Regions from separate parts of the Homo sapiens genome. Here region 2 is linked to region 1. The links are chromatin loops, found by intact Hi-C in ENCODE. Cell type or tissue: heart right ventricle. All regions are shown on one strand. Links, peaks and the distances in the headings refer to the core of each region. The heading gives the core; the rest is flanking DNA. Region 1 overlaps RECK (reversion inducing cysteine rich protein with kazal motifs). Region 2 has its middle 28 kb from the start of OR2S2.

Evidence for each region. A loop is a pair of places that touch in the nucleus more often than their neighbours do. Peaks named below come from ENCODE experiments on the same cell type or tissue, not always from the same donor. Only the 100,000 strongest peaks of a DNase experiment are listed, where the experiment ranks them.
Region 2: it touches region 1 in a loop (3-fold over the local background); 1 of 110 quality-filtered maps calls a loop at or near these places.

What each region holds. Positions count from the first base shown.
Region 1 is chr9:36,041,782-36,049,781 of GRCh38, reverse strand. All of the region lies in intron 1 of RECK (reversion inducing cysteine rich protein with kazal motifs), which reads right to left. Among named protein-coding and RNA genes, the nearest start is that of RECK, 8.9 kb to the right of the region's middle. In heart right ventricle, for the core only: no CTCF peak of the experiment used is centred there; no DNase peak of the experiment used is centred there; H3K27ac peaks cover 2,430 bases.
Region 2 is chr9:35,980,139-35,991,558 of GRCh38, reverse strand. It overlaps the pseudogene OR13C6P. Among named protein-coding and RNA genes, the nearest start is that of OR2S2, 28 kb to the right of the region's middle. In heart right ventricle, for the core only: no CTCF peak of the experiment used is centred there; no DNase peak of the experiment used is centred there.

The sequences.
Region 1 (8,000 bases), core at 1-8,000:
ATTCTTTTGAGGAAGTCTACTTTTGAGCAGTTGTAGAACACTGTATAATAAATAATTTGACTGGCCTTTCTCCCTGGTTCCTGGGAGGGAGACTCTAAATCACCGGAATTTCCCGAGTAATAGGAGTGTCTTTGTTATGCTAACAAGGTGACCCATGGTCTCACCTATCAAGCTTGCCCAAACGGTGGCCCATGGGCTGCATGTGGCCCAGGCCCAGCTTTGAATGTGGTTCAACACAAGTTGGTAAACTTTCTTAAAACATTACGAGATTTTTTTTTTTTTGCATTAGTGTTAGTGTATTTTACATGTGGCATAAGACAATTCTTCCAGTGTGGCCCAGGGAAGCCAAAAGATTAGACACCCCTGACCTAGATAGTTTCAGGATGGAGGCTGGCAACACCAGAAAGAACAGCCATGTGTTTAAAGAGCTGGGGCTTTTAGCCACATGGTATCAACCTGATCTCCCAACTTCCAGGGATTGAAGGGGGATTGCAGATTGATCTCAACCATATGACCAATAATTCAATCAAGTATGCCTATGTAATGAAACCCCAATCAATACTCTGGACATAGAAGCTCAGTGGAGCTTTCCTGGTTGAACACATTGATGTACTGGGAAGATGATGCACCTGATTCCATAAGAGGACATAGAAGCTCTGCATTCCCTCCTAGATCTCACCCTATGAGGCTCTTTATTTGACTGGTCCTCCTGAATTGTACCCCTTATATTAAAACCATTATTTAAAGTATAGTGCTTCCCAGAGTTCTGTGAGTTGGTCTAGCAAATTATTGAACCTGAGGGGGTCATGGGAACCGTGGATTTATAGCCAGTTGGTCAAAAGTGTGGGTGGCCTGGGGACCCTTGAACTAAAGCTAGTGTCTGGATTAAGGGCAATCTTGTTGGGGACCATGCCCTTTAACTTGCGGGGTAGATGCTGATTCTGGGTGGCAGAACTGAATTACATTATATCCAGTTGGAAGTAAAACAGAATATAGAGAAATGAGGTGGTTCCTGGAAGGGCATGTGGGTTTTAAAAGAGGCACTGTGTTTAGGAATAGGGATACAATAGTGAACAAAAGTTATGCTCTCTAACTTCACCCAGGTTACCACCTGGTAGTAGGACAAAATCTAGACAAGAGTAAAGAATTCAAGGACACCGATAAATTAACAGGGAAATTGACAGCACCTCATTTTCTCAGTGAAATAGTGATTAGATCTGAAAATAGATAGGGCTGAGATAGGGTTGGGGGCTTGAGTTGAAATTATAGAGGCCTGAAACAGCCACTTTGGAAAATAGAGAAAGGAAACAACTATAAATATGTTTCTCAAACCTGTGTTCAAAACAACACTGCTTCATCAACTTAGAGAAAGAAATGTCAAATTAGAGAAAAGGAAAAAGGTTGCCAAGCAGCATTATGGCTCCAGAGGAATTCATAAATTGGCTATAGCGATAATCATCAGAGGCATGTAACTGTTGTAGAGCGCAGAAGACTGAAAAGAGGATAGAGTTGGCATTGTCAGCAGCTGTCTAGAATTGGCAAGTCAAAAGACACAGGAGGGAAAAATACTACATTTCAGGCAGGTAGATCTGGTACAATGGTTTAAAACACCTGTTTTTACATATATATATATATATATATATATATATATATATTCAACCTGTGTGTCTGTGCGTGTGTATGCAACATAATCCTCTCTTCAAATGAAATCTGTACAACTTCAGTATACATATTAGATAAAAGTAGAACTTTTTTTATTGAAAAGTAGGATTGGTATTGAGGAGAAATGAATGAGTAAACAAATGAATAAAAGAAGTCCTCTTCAGATCTTACCAACCAAGTTTCTAAGTTTTAAACTGGAAATCACTTTTCCATAAAACAACGACAGGGTCTAGGATGTTACTGCCATATTACTATAGATCAGTTTCATAAAAGACTTGTGGGGTTAGCTAGCCTTTTTTTTTTTTTTTTTGAGACTGGCTTTCTAATACTATTTCTATGTCAAAACATGTCTTGAAGTTCTAAACATTTGGTTTACAAAATTCTGAAGGACACATAAAAATTTCACTACATTTCAGAAGAAAAAAAAGGTGCCTTGATTGTAGTAAGGCTGTAGTTACTTTCTATGAAGGGCTAACACAAGGGAGGACCGAAGCACTCATAAGGGTTTTTGTTTTTTTTGAGAGTCTTGCGCTGTCACCCAGGCTGGAGTGGAGTGGTGCAGTCTTGGCTCACTACAACCTCCACCTTCAAGTGATTCTTGTGCTTCAGCCTCCCAAGTATTAATAGCTGGGATTACAGGCATGCACCACCATGCCCGGCTAATTGTATTTTTAGTAGAGATGGGGTTTTGCCATATTGTCTAGGCTGGTCTTGAACTCCTGGCCTCAAGTGATCCGCCCACCCTGGCCTCCCAAAGTGCTGGGATTACAGGTATGAGCCACCACACCTGGCCGACGCTTTCTTATAACAACTCCTCTGCAATGCCACACGAAACTACATCCATCTCCTAAGACTCTGCTATGTCCCTACCCTCATTAGACTGGGAGGATAGTCAGGAAAAAAGGCTCTCCTGAGTGACACTGATGTGCTCTTTTGAAGAGCTCTAGAAGTTGGCACTTTCTACTACTAGCCTCTAACACAAAGTTCATGTGAGGGCAGAAAATCCTGCTGGTCGTAAGCAAAGGTAATTCAAGATAACATATGGTCCCAATAAACAGAAAAAGGCTCAGCAAAAAGTAAACAATCAGGCAGACAGGAGTCTGATTTGGACCTAGGGATTTTTGAAAAACAATTTCTTGGAGCAAAGGTCTATTTCAAACAGAAACACAAAATGTGTTATAATTAAAACTCCACTAACAGAGGTCTTACTAAAAATATAACTATAAAAGCCTTTTTTTCCAATTAAATGGTGAAGGTCAAATCTATAGGGGAGTATCCCTCAAAGTTAAATTTTTAAAATAATTCTTTTTTTCATTTAAAAAACCTCAAAAATTTGGAAAACAAGAAGAAAAAGAAAAATTATATTTCCACTGTCCTGCCACAACATCTGTTGACATTTTGGCATATATTCCTTCTAGTCTTTCCAAAAGACTTTTTGATACTTCTGACAAAATGGGATGAAAGAGGGAAGCCTAAAGTCTTCTGGTAATAACTTCTTTCCTCCTCCCAACCAAATGTTCTTCTGTAACAGCATATGTCTTCTCTTGAGGGCATTGCCACTCTCCACGAACAGGACAGGGGACCTCTGCTCCGTCACATTTTCTACACTCTCTTCTTACCCTTAGCCATTATTGTATCTGCACACATTTTTCTTCCTTTGAAATAGCTAAAGCTTATTAGAATCTTTAACGTTGCATATTTTTCAAGAAATAAATGTCTACAAATAGACATCCATTCATATGACTTCGTTATCAATGGGAGAAGAATTCAAATGCAATTAATGTGGCATTTAAGGGTCTTTATCTTTTTCAGAGCAACTAAAAGGGATTAATTGGGTCATTCAACTATTACAATACAACAAAACAAAACAAAACTCTCCCAGGCCTAATGCTTTCTATAAGAGAAGATAATGAATTCTAGACATATTCTGGGTTTATAATTTGATCCTAACATATTCTTCAAGAATAATAGTTTAAAACTCTGCTTATTTTCATAAAATGGAATTGAACAGATAAAGATGGAATGATTCAAAATAAAATTTGACACTGCTATGATGAAAATAAAAAACACAGGTGTTATCTTCATTAAAGACATCAGTATGAGTGTCGTATCTTGCATTCTTATTCCAATAGTCTGTGATTATAAAATAAAAATTAAAAATTGATTACTAAAGGCCACATTTTTTGGGCTTAAGAAGGTATTAGTGTAGCCTGAAAATATGCAAGCAGAATTATCCAATAATTAGAAACATCGAGTTTCAGCTGCTGGTTTTGGCCATGTGTATACTAAAGACAGGCAAGTAAGCAGGAAGCACATGCTCCAGCCACATGCAGAAAAACGCAGCTTCTAAAGCCAACTAGCTTTAAAAAAACAAATACACACCCTAATCCAAAACTAAGAAATATCCATAGAATTATAGGATTTTTGAAGTTAAAAGGGATTTTTGCCACAGATGTCTCACAAAAGCTATAATTCAGTTGGTTAATGAAAAGCAATTCTTGTTTCCTAAAAAAAAAAAAAAAAGATTCCCTCTAATTAATGTCTCCCTAAAGAACAACTAAAACAGTGTGTATGTGTATAAATATATATATACACACACATATACATACATAGATGTGTGTGTGTGCACGTGCATTGAGTGTGTATTACACACTTCAGGAGAAAAAAACTAAATCTGAGTTGATACTGGAAAAAGATCATTCAAATTTAAAAAATTAATTTAAAAATCTGTTTTTTAATGTAAAATCTTATTTTTAATCAAATTTTAATTTTCAAAACAACTTGGAAAATGACAATCACTTAAAAAACATTTAAATGAGAACTGCAACTTTAACTTATAAATACATTCATGAAATTGTCACATTTAACCCTTTAAAAATATACACGTGGGTATATCTGCATAAAGTATACAGTCAGCCAAGGAAGCGCCAAATAGTGAGAGGATTACCCACATACTCACCACCTCAATTCAACACTGCTAACATCTTGTCATACTGCCATATCTATCTGTATGTATGTATGGATAGATACATATTTTGTTTTTTTCCCGAATCATTTGCAAGTTACATACATCCTTCTCCACTGCTTGCCTCATATTGCACTGCTGCAGCAGCCAATTATATTAAGTCAATTGTAGTACCAATATGACTGCCAGATTACTTTTTTTAACAGACCTTTCATGACATCCCTCTTCTAATCAAGGTCCTACAATGGCTTCCTGCTATTCCAATTCTAAAATTTCAAAGTCTTTCTCTAGCCTTCCCTTCCCTAAACTTCTATTACTTTTAGCAAAGAAAATCTACACTTACCTAGAATGCAGTCCTCTGCCTGAAATGCTTGATGCCCACTTCCTGCTGACTCCAAACATATTGCAAGGCTTAACTATCATCTTAATTCTTAGTAAGCCTTTCTTCTCCAACAACTCTAGGCCATGTTGATGTTTTTGTTATTTAAGACCCTACTATTCTAGTGAGAGTAGGAAACTTTAACACTTAACTCTTCTCTAATCATTTCATGTGGGTTCTCTTGGTATCCCCAGATTGATTGTAAGCTTCTTGGTACAATTAGCACAGTGCTCAGCTCAAAAATTAGATTCACTGACTAATAAAGAATAATGGAAGTCCTAGCCAGAGCAAATAGACAAGAGAAAGAAATCAAGGGCATCCAAATTGGTAAAGAGGAAGTCAAACTGTTGCTGTTTGCCGATCATATGATCGTATACCTAGAAAACCCTAAAGACTCATCCAAAAAGCTCCCAGATCTGATAAACGAATTCAATAAAGTTTTAGGATACAAAATCAAGGTATAAAATCAGTAGCACTGCTATACACCAACAGTGACCACTCTAAGAATCAAATCAAGAACTCAACCTCTTTTATAATAGCTGCAAAAAAAAAAAATAAAATAAAATACTTAGGAATATACCTAACCAAGGAGGTGAAAGAATTCTACAAGGAAAACTACAAAACACTGCTGAAGGAAATTACAGACAACAGAAACAAATGGAAACATATCCCATGCTCACGGATGGGTAGAATCAATATTGTCAAAATGACCATACTGCCAAAAGCAATAGACAAATTCAATGCAATTCCCATCAAAATACCATCATCATTCTTCACAGAACTAGAAAAAACAATTCTAGTTCCTAAAATTTGAATTTCAATCCTAAAATTCAAATGGAAGCTTCAAATTATACTATAAGGCTATAGTCACCAAAACAGCATGGTACTTGTATAAAAATAGGCACATAGGAACAGAATAGAGAACCCAGAAATAAAGCAAAATACTTACAGCCAACTGATCTTCGACAAAACAAATGAAAACGTAAAGTGGGGAAAGGGCATCCTACTCAACAAATGGTGCTGGGATAATTGGCAAACTGTATGTAGAAGAATGAAACTGGATTCTCATCTCTCACGTCATACAAAAATCAACTCAAGATTGATCAAGACTTAATTCTAAGACCTGAAACTGTAAAAATTCTAGAAGATAACATCGGAAAAACCCACCTAGACATTGAATTAGGCAAAGACTTTATGACCGAGAACCCTAAAGCAAAAGCAACAAAATCAAAGATAAATACATGGGACTTAATTAAACTAAAAAGCTTCTGCACAGCAAAAGAAATAATCAGCAGAGTAAACAGATAACCCACAGAGTGGGAGAAAATCTTTGCAAACTATGCATCTGACAAAGGACTAATATCCAGAATCTACAAGGAACTCAGACAAATCAGCAAGAGAAAAACAAACAGTCCATTAAAAAGTGGGCTAAGGAGCCGGACTCGGTGGCTCACGCCTGTAATCCCAGCACTTTGGGAGGCCGAGGCGGGTGGATCAGGAGGTCAGGAGATTGAGACCATCCTGGTTAACATGGTGAAACCCCGTCTCTACTAAAAACGCAAAAAAAAAAAAAAAAAAAAAAAATTAGCCAGGCGTGGTGGCAGGCGCCTGTAGTCCCAGCTACTCGGGAGGCTGAGGCAGGAGAATGGCGTGAACCCGGGAGGCGGAGCTTGCAGTGAGCCGAGATCACGAGATGCACTCCAGCCTAGGCAACAGAGCGAGACTCCGTCTCAACAAAAAAAAAAAAAAAAAAAAAAAAAAAAAAGTGGGCTAAGGACATGAATAGACAGTTCTCAAAACAAGATATACAAATGGCCAACAAACATATGAAAAAATGCTCAACATCACTAATTACCAGGGAAATGCAAATCAAAACCACAATGCAATACCACCTTACTCATGCAAGAATAGCCATAATTAGAAAATAAAAAAATAACAGATGTGGGAGTGGATGTGGTGAAAAGGGAACACTTTTACATTGCTGGTAGGAATGTAAATGAGTATAACCACCATGGAAAACAGTAGGGAGATTCCTTAAAGAACTAAAAGTAGATCTACCATTTGATCCAGTAATCCCACTACTAGATATTTATCCAGAGGAAAAGAAGTCATATGAAAAAGACACTTGCACACGCATGCTTATAGCAGCACAATTAGCAACTGCAAAAATATGGAAGCAGCCCAAATGCCCATCAATCAACAAGTGGATAAAGAAAATGTGGTAGATGTGTGTAGCAGCACAATTAGCAATTGCAAAAATATGGAATCAGCCCAAATGCCCATTGGATAAAGAAAATGTGGTATATGTGTACACACACACACACACACACACACACACACACACACACACACTATGGAATACTACTCAGCCATAAAAAGGAATGAAATAATGGCATTTGCAGCAACCTGTATGAAGTTGGAGACCATTATTCTAAGTGAAGTAACCCAGGAATGAAAAACCAAACATTGTATGTTCTCATTTATCAAGTGGCAGCTAAGCTATGAGGACACAAAGGCATAAGAACAATACAACGGACTTTGGGGACTCGGTGGCAGCAGGGGAAGAGTGAGCGGGGGATGAGGGATAAAAGACTGCACATTGGGTACACTGTAGTGATGGGTGCACCAAAATCTCAGAAATCACCACTAAAGAACTTATTCATGTAACCAAATACCACCTGTTCCCCTAAAACCTACTAAAAAAAAAAGTAGTAATATCCTATAGTTATACAATGTCTTTTTAACAGGAAAAAAGTACAAAAAAATTTCTCTCACTATATTAATACTATTTCAGTACCATATTTCATATGGTAACTCACCTATAATTTAGAAAACATCATATGATTTTTAAATCAAAAGATAAATTGGACTAAATCATACTCAGGTAAGAGGCAGGCAGCCAGTTGGTGGTGGGCTCTGCAGCTATAAGGTCAAGAAGAGCTGAGGCTGGGAAGCTGACATTTTATGAGGGTGTGGAAACTATGTGCAAAAAAA
Region 2 (11,420 bases), core at 1,686-9,685, 60 kb after region 1:
CACTGTCGTGATCGTCTTCTACGGGACCATCCTCTTCATGTACGGGAAGCCCAAGTCTAAGGACCCACTGGGAGCAGACAAACAGGACCTTGCAGACAAACTCATTTCCCTTTTCTATGGGGTGGTGACCCCCATGCTCAACCCCATCATCTACAGCCTGAGGAACAAGGAAGTGAAGGCTGCTGTGAGGAACCTGGTATTTCAGAAACGCTTCCTGCAGTGATGGTGGAGGGGTCCTGATGGCTCTGTGCTTCCTGACTGCTCCCACCTGAGAGTCCCAGAGGACAAGATGAAAGACCAAGTTGATCAAAGGTTACATGGGTAAATCTCATTACACAGAATCTCATTACATAGAAGGGCTCTGTAGGAACAGGACACATTTAATGCAACTCCACCAAAGTATGTTCTTGTTTGTCTAGCCTCGTAGTTCTCATTCTCCATGATGGATACTGAATGAATTGATGTCAAGGAAAAGTAACTCTTCACATTTTTATTGTTGGATGAATGAAAAGCTCTAGTCTGTAGGTCTTTGATTCAATTGCTCCACGGCTTCTTTCTTTGAACATATTTGGCTGCTGCTTTCTGACCAGATTGGCTATTTTTGGCTTCTGGACTACTCCCAGATCCCAGAGAAGTAATTTGAATCAACACATTTGTTGAAAAGGTAAGCGAGCACTTTTAAAAGAATATAGAAACTCTTGTGGGTCCTTACTTTTATGTTACCTTTCAAGATCTTCCTACTCCATATTACATAATAGTTAGTTTTATTTTTCTCCTCATTGTTTTTTTTCTGGTTGTCATATAAATTCTTAAAACTGTTTGCTGAATTTTTCTGTCTCTGTATCTTCATAAATTAACCTGTAGCTTTGTCTCTCTCTTGTCCTTACTCAGAGTCCTCACCAGAAAATCATTAATGCTCTTGGAGAAGAGAGGGGAGTAAGGAAGGTGTGACAAAACTGATGCAAGGGTCAAGGGCACAATCCTCTTTTCTTTTTCTTTTGGAAGATATTGTTCATTCCTGGGCTCTGTCCTAGATACCAGTGGCCTCTCATGAGCCATCAGAGTAATGCGAAAACTGAGATAAGTCCAGGAGGATCAAATAAATTGTATTAATCACCTGACCTGGTTTAACCAAGCATGCAGCCAAGTGGCAGCCATCACTTGTTTTCCACTAAAGAATCCCTGAGGCCACGTAATAGTCAGAGGAAGACAGAAATAATGCCCATCAGGGGACATCTAAGAATCACCCACATGATTGTGAGGAATTCCAAGTCGGCTCCAAATAGTGATCAGTCTAGAAGTCCAGTTAAAAGGATCAGCAGAATAGAAAATTTCTGACATAAACTTTTAACCCCATAGAAACAAACTAACAATTAAAATAAGATCCTAGCACTTTGGGAGGCCAAGGCGGGTGGATCCACTGAGGTCAGGAGTTCGAGACCAGCCTGGCCAACATGGTGAAACCCCCATCTCTACTAAAAATACAAAAATTAGCCGGGCGTGGTGGTGCGTGCCTGTGCTCTCAGCTACCCGTGAGGCTGAGTCAGGAGAATCGCTGGAACCCAGGAGGTGGAGACTGCAGTGAGCTGAGATCGTGCCACTGCACTCCAGCCTGGGCGGCAGAGTGAGACTCCATCTCAAAAACTTAAAAAATAAACAGCCTTTGCTGAAAATCAGTTAACGTGGGAAGATGGTGAAAATGTTAAAGAAAATTCTCAGTAGTTTTGTCAATGGAATTAAAGAGACTTTTGAATCAATAAAACAAGAGTTGCCTATAAAAAGAGGCTAGGAGAAAAGATATCTGAGAGATAAGAACATTTTCTTGGAAAAAAGTTAACAATTATTGAACAAATACAATTCAATAGACAGCATTTAAGACAAACATTAAAAGGAATTTTTAAATTAAAAATAACTTTTTTTAAACTTTTATTTTAAGTTCAGGGGTACGTGTGCAGGATGTGCAAGTTTGTTACATAGGTTGCTCTCCTAGACTTAAGGGGGAAAGAAAAAGACAAGGAGGTTTAAATTGTTTGAGAAAAGATGAGAGGCATGGAAGACAGACCAGGGGAACCCATTATGAAATTCATAAGGAGAAAATAGAGCAGATGAAAACAAATAATGTTTAAAACCAAAAAAGAAACATTTCCCCAAACAGAAGTTTTAGGTCAAAGATACTTGCACACACATGATTATAGCAGCACAATTCGCAACTGCAAAATTGTGGAACCAACCCAAATGCCCATCAATCAACGAGTGGATACAGAAACTGATATATATACAATGGAATACTACTCAGTCATAAAAAGGAATGAATTAACAACATTCACAGCTGCCTGGATGAGATTGGAGACTATTATTCTAAGTGAAGTAACTCAGGAATGGAAAACCAAACATCGTATGTTCTCACTGATCTGTGGGAGCTAAGCTATGAGGATACAAAGGTATAAGAATTATACAATGAACTTTGGGGACGTGGGCGGATGTGTGGGAGGCGGGTGAGGGATAAAAGACCACAAATAGCATGCAGTGTCTACTGCTCTGGTGATGGATGCACCAAAATCTCACAAATCACCACTAAAGAACTTACTCATGTAACCAAACACCACCTGTACCCCAATAACCTATGGAAAAATTAAAGAAAAAAAAAGAGGTTTTAGGTCTTTTGTTCATAAATGTTTCGCCACCAGGTAAGAGCTGTGGCAAAATAGATACCTTATCTAGATCCAAGGATATGTTTTGATTTCCATATGTAGCAGGATATTTCTAGACTTTTCCACAGAATAAAACAGATTACCTAACAAGGAATAAGGATCTGAATGCCACTGGCCTTCTGCTCTGCAGTCCTATATGTAGAAGTCAGTAGAACAATGTTCACAGAGCTCTGAGGGAAACGGGTTAAGGGTCAGAAGTTCCACACACAGATGACCATTGCACAGGCATGAAGGTTAAAAAGATATTTGCCATTATGTGAAAACAAAGAAAGTACACATCTCCCTAATTTCTTTTTGAACGAGAAATTTGATTTAAGAAATTCTCTCAACAAAGAGTTAAAAATAAATGATTGCAAGACATAGTGTATACAATACAGTGAAAAACAATGAACGGCAAAGACCCATTAAGTCTAATTAATTCTTGATGCTGAATGTGCTGATTCCATTACCCATGGAAAGTTGAAAAAATGGTCAAAAACATGATGCCAAACTTTAAAAGAATGGATAATTTCTGTGTTATCTGTGGTTTTCATAGGATAAAAAAATAGGGAGACCTTGCCAAATCGTTTTATGCATGACAGTTAGCTCCTTGAGGACGGTAATTGCATCTGTCTTATTTATTTTTCTACTCTTCATAGCAATTACAGTGCTTGGTACACACTAAATACTCAATAGGTATTTGCTGAGTATGGAATGAGTATTCTGACACCAAAGTTTAACAAAGACAATGCAAAAAAAAAATGGATATAAATGAAACTATTTTTATTGTCTATTAGCTGATGAAAGCCAATGTGTATTAAACAAATAACACACATTATCCACTGGCATATTCTTAGGAATAGCAACATGGCACAACATTAGAAGAAGTCTTATTTTTAATGCTTTCATAATGGAGAAGTTCAAACCCCTATACGAAAATTAGAAAAAATAGAACCATTAACTTCAGGTATTTTTATCCAGATTCAATAATCACCTCGTGGTATATCTTGTTCAGCCATGCACCTCCTCACTTCTCCCACTTTTGAATTATGTTGAAGCAAATCCCAGATCATCATAGCATTTCATTCTTTTTTTTTTTTGAGATGGAGTCTCACCCTGTTGCCCAGGCTGGAGGGCAATGGCGTGATCTTGGCTCACGGCAACCTCCACCTCCTGGGTTCAAACGATTCTCCTGTCTCAGCATCCCAAGTAGCTGGGATTACAGGCGCACGCCACCACGCCCAGCCGGGTTTCACCATGTTGGCCAGGCTGGTCTCAAACCCCTGACCTCGTGATCCGCCCACCTCTGCCTCCCAAAGTGTTGTGATTACAGGCGTGAGCCACCGTGCCCAGCAGCATTTCATTTTTAAATAATTTAGTGTGTATCTATAATAAATGACAGACACTCTTTTTTTTTTCTTTTTTTTCTTTTTTTTCAAGACAAGGTCTCACTCTGTCGCCCAGGCTGAAGCTCGGTGGCACGATCACAGCTAACTGCAGCCTCAAACTCCTTGGGCTCAGGTGATCCTCCCACCTCCGCCTCCCAAGCAGCTGGGACTACAGGTGTGCACTATCACACCCGGCAAATTTTAAAATTTTTTATAGAGACCAGATTTCGCTGTGGTGCCCAGGCTGGTCTCGAACTCCTGGACTCAAATGATCTGCCCACCTCAGCCTCCCACAGTGCTGGGACTACAGGCATGATCTTTTCAGCATAATTAAATTACCAGTATCACACCTTTTAAAATATTATATGTTAATATCACCAACTCTTCACTCACTATTCACATTTATCCAAATGTCTTTTTTTTTTTGAGATAGAATTTTGCTCTGTTTGCCCAGGCTGGAGTGCAGTGGCGCAATCTCGGCTCACTGCATCCTCTGCCTCCCGGGTTCAAGTGATTCTCCTGCCTCAGCCTCCCAAGTAGCTGGGACTACAGGCAGGCACCGCCACACCAGGCTAATTTTGTATTTTTAGGAGAGATGGGGTTTCACCATGTTGGCCAGGCTGGTCTCGAACTCCTGACCTCAGGTGATCCACCCGCCATGGCCTCCCAAAGTGCTGGGATTACAGGCGAGAGCCTCTGCGCCTGGCCCCAAATGTCTTTTTGTCTTTTTTTTTTTTTTTTTTTTTGAGACGGAGTTTTCGCTCTTGTTGCCCAGGCTGGAGTGCAATGGCACGATCTCGGCTCACCGCAACCTCTGCTTCCCAGGTTCAAGCAATTCTCCTGCCTCGGCCTCCCGAGTAGCTGGGGTTACAGGCATGCGCCACCACACCTAGCTAATTTTTTGTATTTTTAGTAGAGACAGGGTTTCAACATGTTGGTCAGGTTGGTCTCGAACTCCCAACCAGGTGATCCACCCATCTCGGCCTCCCAAAGTGCTGGGATTACAGGCATGAGTCACTGCACCCGGCCCCCAAATGTCTTTTAAATATATTTCTTTCTCAATTTGTTTATCTTAATCAAGATCTTTAAAAGGTCCATTATAATTAGTGGATAAATCTCTTTTAATCTATAGTTTTCCCTTTATCGCCTTTGTTTACTTACTGTGTGTGTCTATGTAAGAAACTGAGTTGTCTGTGTTGGAGAATTTCCCATGGTCTGCATTTTACTGATTGCTTTCCTGTGATATGTGTCTGCTTTTCCTGCATACCAGAGGTTAGATGGAGAAACTTAACAGTTTTTTTTTTGTTTTTTGTTTTGTTTTGTTTTGAGACAGAGTCTCACTCTGTGACCCAGGCTGGAATGCAGTGCCGCAATCTCAGCTCACTGCAACCTCCACCTCCTGGGTTCAAGTGATTCTCCTGCCTCAGGCTCCCGAGTAGCTGGAATTACAGGCGTGCACCACCACACCTGGCTAATTTTTGTATTTTTAGTAGAGATGGGGTTTCACCATGTTGGCCAGGCTGGTCTCGAACTCCTGGTCTCAAATGATCCACCCGCCTTGGCCTCTCAAAGTGCTGGGATTACAAGTGTTAGCCACCACACCAGCCAGATGTTTTCTTTTAGCTGTAGTTAATGACTCAGTATTCCTAAGTCCTTTTCACATGCCCCTAATAGTCTTTGATGGCTTCCTTGCTTTCTGGGATGAGAAAACGATTCAGGTTCAACTTTCCTATTTCCTGTGCCAGCCTGGGAATCAGCTATTTCTCCAAGAGCTCTGGTTCTTTTTATTGGAAAATGATGTTTGGATACCATAATCTGAGTGCTAAAGGTGTTCCTTGCTACTGAATTTGTCATCATATCTAATCCCTTTTTATGGAAAGCGTTAGAAAATACAGTTTTGTTCTTTTTTTTTTTTTTAAGGTAAACTATGACAATTTCACACTGATACTTCCACCTTATATTCAGGTCTATAGTTTCCAAGTAACCTCAATAATTTTACATTTGTAGCTTCTCAATATGTCAAAAATCTTGATACTCAGTGACACTAACATAATTGATCATTTGATTTACTCCGCAAATATACACACAAAATAATTTTGGAATAACAATACTAATACTACCTTCATCAATAGGAATACTAAAAAAAAAAAAGCTTAAGATTCTAGAGAACTTTTCTTCTTATTCTTGTTTTTTATTCTTTGTTTTGTTTGATATTCCTTTTCTCCTTAGGGTAATTCCTGCTAGATATGTACAAATTATTGATTTTTAAAGTTAGTCGGGATAATTCCTCTCTTATAGTTATTTGGTTTATATACTTCATTTGCTTTTGAATTTTGCTTTTTTCCATCTTCTAATTATAAAAATGCATGGCTCTAAACTCAAATCTAGCCAAGTGAGGAGGCTCATGCCAGTAATCCCACCACTTTGGGAGGCTGAGGTGGGAGGATCACTTGAGCCCAGAAGTTCAAAATCAGCCTGGGAAATACAGTGAGACTTTATCTGTATACAAATTTAAAACTTAGAAAAAAAAATTCATCAAGAATGATGGCACATGCCTGTAGTCCCAGCTACTTGGGAGGCTGAGGTGGTAGGATTGCTTGAGTCCAGGAAGTGGAGGTTGCAGTGAGCCAAGATTGTACCACTGCACTCCAGCCTAGGCAACAGAGTAAAATTCTGTTTCCAAAAAAAGAAAAGAAAAGAAATATATAAAAAGAAAAATAATTTTAAAAAAACAAAGTCAAATCTACAAGGGAAGGTATATTTAATGAAATCTAACTTTTATCCTTGTCCCCTTCATCCTGTTACCTTCCTCACTTACAGATAACCACTTCTCAAATTTAGTGGTTTATCTTTCCATTAAAAAATATAATATATGGATATATTCATATTCTCCCACCTAAAAGATAGCACACAATACACACTTTTTCCACACTACCTTCTTCACTCAATGATAGTTCCTAATGATTACTCCATAGTTGTACATAGAGATGCAGAAAAAACATTTGAGTAAGTTTGGGGAATGTAATTACTACAATATATTATTCACCAACTCACTTTCTCTGCCCCAGCCCTTTTTACTTCAGTAGATTTACTCCCAATTTCTAACATTAATAAATTGTGAATATGTCCAGGATTTTATGAGAGGCAATATCAGAATAATTACATTAGAAGTTAAGTTTGGATGCTGAGCCTGGCTCTTCCTCATATAGGCTGCATTCTCCAGGGCAAGACCCTTCCTGCCTGACTCACAGTCTCCACAATTGTACAATGAGCTCAGATTATTCTCAGCTCTTAAATTATCTGATTCTCATACAACATCAATATCCTCTTCAACCATGGGAGAATCACCAAGCAGCAAGGGGTGGGGGGTGGGGCTAAAGGAAATTGAGCCAAGCAATGTCTCCCCGTAAAATTGTAGCACAGACCACACCTTCCTCCTCAACAGTCTGTGGGGCACTCTTATTTGCACCCTGCACACTTTCCAGCAAGCCTGAGGTGTATCTGTGCCAACACTATGGCCACCATGGTGCTTACTTAGGCACAGACAAAACTGGCTTCTGATGGGCTCATTATCCTTGAAAAAGACAAAAGATGTCACTTCTGTCATCCAAAGTAGTCACCCTTAGGGCCTCTGGAGGGAAACCTAGAGTCTTTAGTTGAACTTTTAAGATCTTCCAAAATCTTCATAGACCACTAAATTCTTCTTACATCCTGTCCTCTAATGATATACTACCCCAGCCCTTATTATCTACATCAATGACCAACTGTACATTTTCAAACACCTTGCCTTTGAGCTGTTTTCTTGAGTTTAGAATGCCCTCTCCTTCTCCATTTATTACCAGTGAAAATGCTACTATTTGGAGATCAGCTTAAATATCACTTTTTCTGAGAAGACTTCCTTGACTCTAAGTGAGGGTTAATGACTCCTTCCTTTGCCTGCCTGTAACATGTTGCTTCTAACACAAATGTAGCACTGAACTTACTCAGCCTTATTTGAATTATGGACATACCAATCTCCTCCTCTAAACTATGAGCTCCTTAAAGACAGGCTACATGTCTGGTATACATCTACACAATTGCCCCAATTGCCCGCCACAGAGCTTGGCACACTGTAAGAGCTCAACAAATGCTTATTAAAATGAAAGAAATGTATCTCAGAAATCCCAGTTCTATTGCTATATAAGCAAGAGACATAAGGGTAAATTTCTACCAAAAAACACATACGAGAATGTTTATAACAGCTTTATTAATAATAGCCAGAAACTGGAAATAACACAAAAGTCTATCAACAGTAGAATGAATACTTAAATTATATTATACTTATTTAATGGGATGCTGCACTACAATTAAAAAAAAGCTACTGATTTCTGCAGCAAAACTTGCAGTACATATGAAAACGTGATACATGCAAAAATGTGAATGTATCTCACATGTTATGCTGTATAAAAAGATACACACAAGGGATTGTATACTGTATAATTCCATTCATATAAAGTTTTTAAAAAGCAAAACTAATAGATGTTAACAGAAGTCAGAATAGTGGTCTCCTCTAGGAGAGAGGGAAGAGAGAGGAATGTAATTGAGGAGGGAAATAAGAGGGGTTTCTAAGGTACTGGGACATACTAATTTTTAACCTGGGTAAGGGGTGCATGGTGTGTATTTTCTTATTTTTCCTTGAATGGTATGTATATCCTTTTTTTTTTTTTTTTTTTTTTTTTTTTTTTTTTTGACAGAGTCTTGCTCTCTCACCTGGTTGGAATGCAGTGGTGCGATCTTGGCTCACTGCAACCTCTGCCTCCCAAGTTCAAGCAATTCTCCTGCCTCAGCCTCCTGAGTAGCTAGGATTACAGGCGTGCACCACCACGCCCAGCTAATTTTTGTATTTTTACAAAATACAAACCATCCTGTTGGTCAGGATGGTCTCTATCTCTTGACCTCATGATCCGCCCGCCTTGGCCTCCCAAAGTGCTGGGATTACAGGCGTGAGCCATCATGCCTGGCCTGCATATGCTTTTCATACTCTTTTGTATATATAATATATCTTACAGAAAGAAAAAATCCAATGCAAGGCATAACGGCTTATGACTATGAATGTGGCATGTATTTGATTCTAGGACTTTTAGAGCTGGTGGACAAGGCAGGTGTATTCATTTGTGGAAGAGGTGGTCAGGATTGCCCGAGTCTTATTTCTTGCTGACGCTGGGCAGGCTCCTCTTGCACACCAAGAACATCTGTGGAATGAGAGCTCATCACACCACCCCCAGTATTAGAATTAAATGGGAAAGGGAAAACTGGAATGTGATTAAGAAACTATAGTGTATCAGAAAACAGTGGTCCACATTGAAGATGCTTCTGGCTGCTACCTGGGCAGTCACAGCTCTCAGCTTTGGATCTTAGAAGTGGAGGTTACCAGATCCCAGCGGTAAATCAGCAATGCTCTCACAAATGCACAGATATAGGATACTCATGCACACACACACAGGAAAAGACTCAGCTGTGCACAACAGGATGCCACTTCTGTGATTGACTGCTCTTTTTGAAGTCCACAGCTGCTGTGCCTCTGAAACTCTCTGGTAGGAGCCACAACCAGGTTTATTTATGACCCTTTAAAAGGCTGGCCTGGGTAACAGCTGCCTAATAGAACCTATTTGGTGGGATACAGACAAGAGATCTTCGAGGTTGCTGGCTTTCTTCCAACCCTGGGATCCTGAATTTGGAAATGGTCAAAGGGACATTGACCACACAATGATTTTTCCTGTGTGGTGGGTTTCACAGTCTATCATGAACTCTGGTGAGAGTTCTCATTGACGGGGTTTCATGTTAATTTGGGCAAGGTCAGGATGATCCTTCCTCTCTAATGTTTTCCAACAGCACCGCAGAATTGGTAGGAAGAGAGGGAAGGAGGGAAGAAACTATTTCTGGAGAGACTTCAGAATAATTGGATCATGGGGACATGACCCCAGATGTACAAGAAGTTTCTTAACTTTGTGACTTGTATTTATAAGCTTTAAATCACTTCAGAGACTAGAAAAGACCCCAATACAGAGTGGAATTTAAATTGCTTCATATATGCAATGCGTGGTCCTTTGTGGCTTTTACCCAAACACAGAACAAAGACAAGAAATGTAACTTTCACCCACTTCAGGTGCTAACTCACCTGGCTGCTGCTTTCAGACAAGATTGGATATTTATAGCCCCTTATTAACATATTTTATGATAAAAACAAAGAGGGCAACTTTTTAAAGATTTGTAACTCTTCTTTGCTCACAACTCACTCTTCTTGACTCAGCCCCATCCGTGGCCTCAGATCTAGTGGCACAGGAGAAAGGACAAGAAAAATAAAAGACTTCTCCGTGTTGTAAAAGGAAGTCCAAGAGAGAAATGTATGAGGCCGTTTAGTCCCTGGGATGGAATATTCTGTAAAATAATCTATCCCAAAGTGAGCAGTGTGGAAATTGGGGCTCAGAGAGGAAAAGGGACTTAACAATTTCCATCCATTGAGTGATTGGCGAATGCCAGTTTCCCCAGTGCCTAAGTCTGATATCTTCCTATTAACTCACAATCCTTGAGTGAAGCTGAACCATCATCACATTTATAGGGGCAAATCTTGAGATTTCACTGCCTGTGTCAATATGAGCAAACACTTTTTGGCAGTCAGAACTGTGCAAAGAGAAAAGATGAACCTGGGCAGGCAATGAGATGCCTTCCCAGAAAGAGATCAAACAGATAATGGGGAGGCAAGTGGTGGCAAGCTGGGATGTAGTCAGAGAGTCAGAATAAATGACGGGAGGTGCCTTCCCTGCAGATAAGACATGAGAAATAACTAGAAATAAATGAAAAGACACAAAGACAGATAAGTCCTCCTGGGAAAGAGCCAGCTCCAGGATCAGGTGACCAACCTACTGGACTCACCCTGGATGAGAGGTGAGAAAAAGCACTGCTCCAGGCACACAGAGGGCCACATTCTCCCAAGCTGGGCTTTGCAGTGTTCTCTCAGGTGAGGCTACACACCATTATTACCCAGGCAGACCAACTCCAAACAGACAGGAATGGTACCTGTGGTTCCAGGAGATGAGGGCAGCTTCCCATTCTTGTTTCCTCCCATATAGCCCTTCCTGTCCTTCAAGTCATTCCCTGAAAAGCCTTCCTGATCCCGTTCACCACCCAAGCCACTGCCTATAATCTTTTGGGTCACCCATCTCCCTCCCCAAGCACCTAGGAACCTCCCACACTCTGGCCGGGTTGAAGCCATCTCAGTCCCTTACAAACACTGTTAGGGCTCCACACACTGAGTGCTTCAGAAGAGTTGGCTGGTCATGGACAAATGATTAAATACCACTGA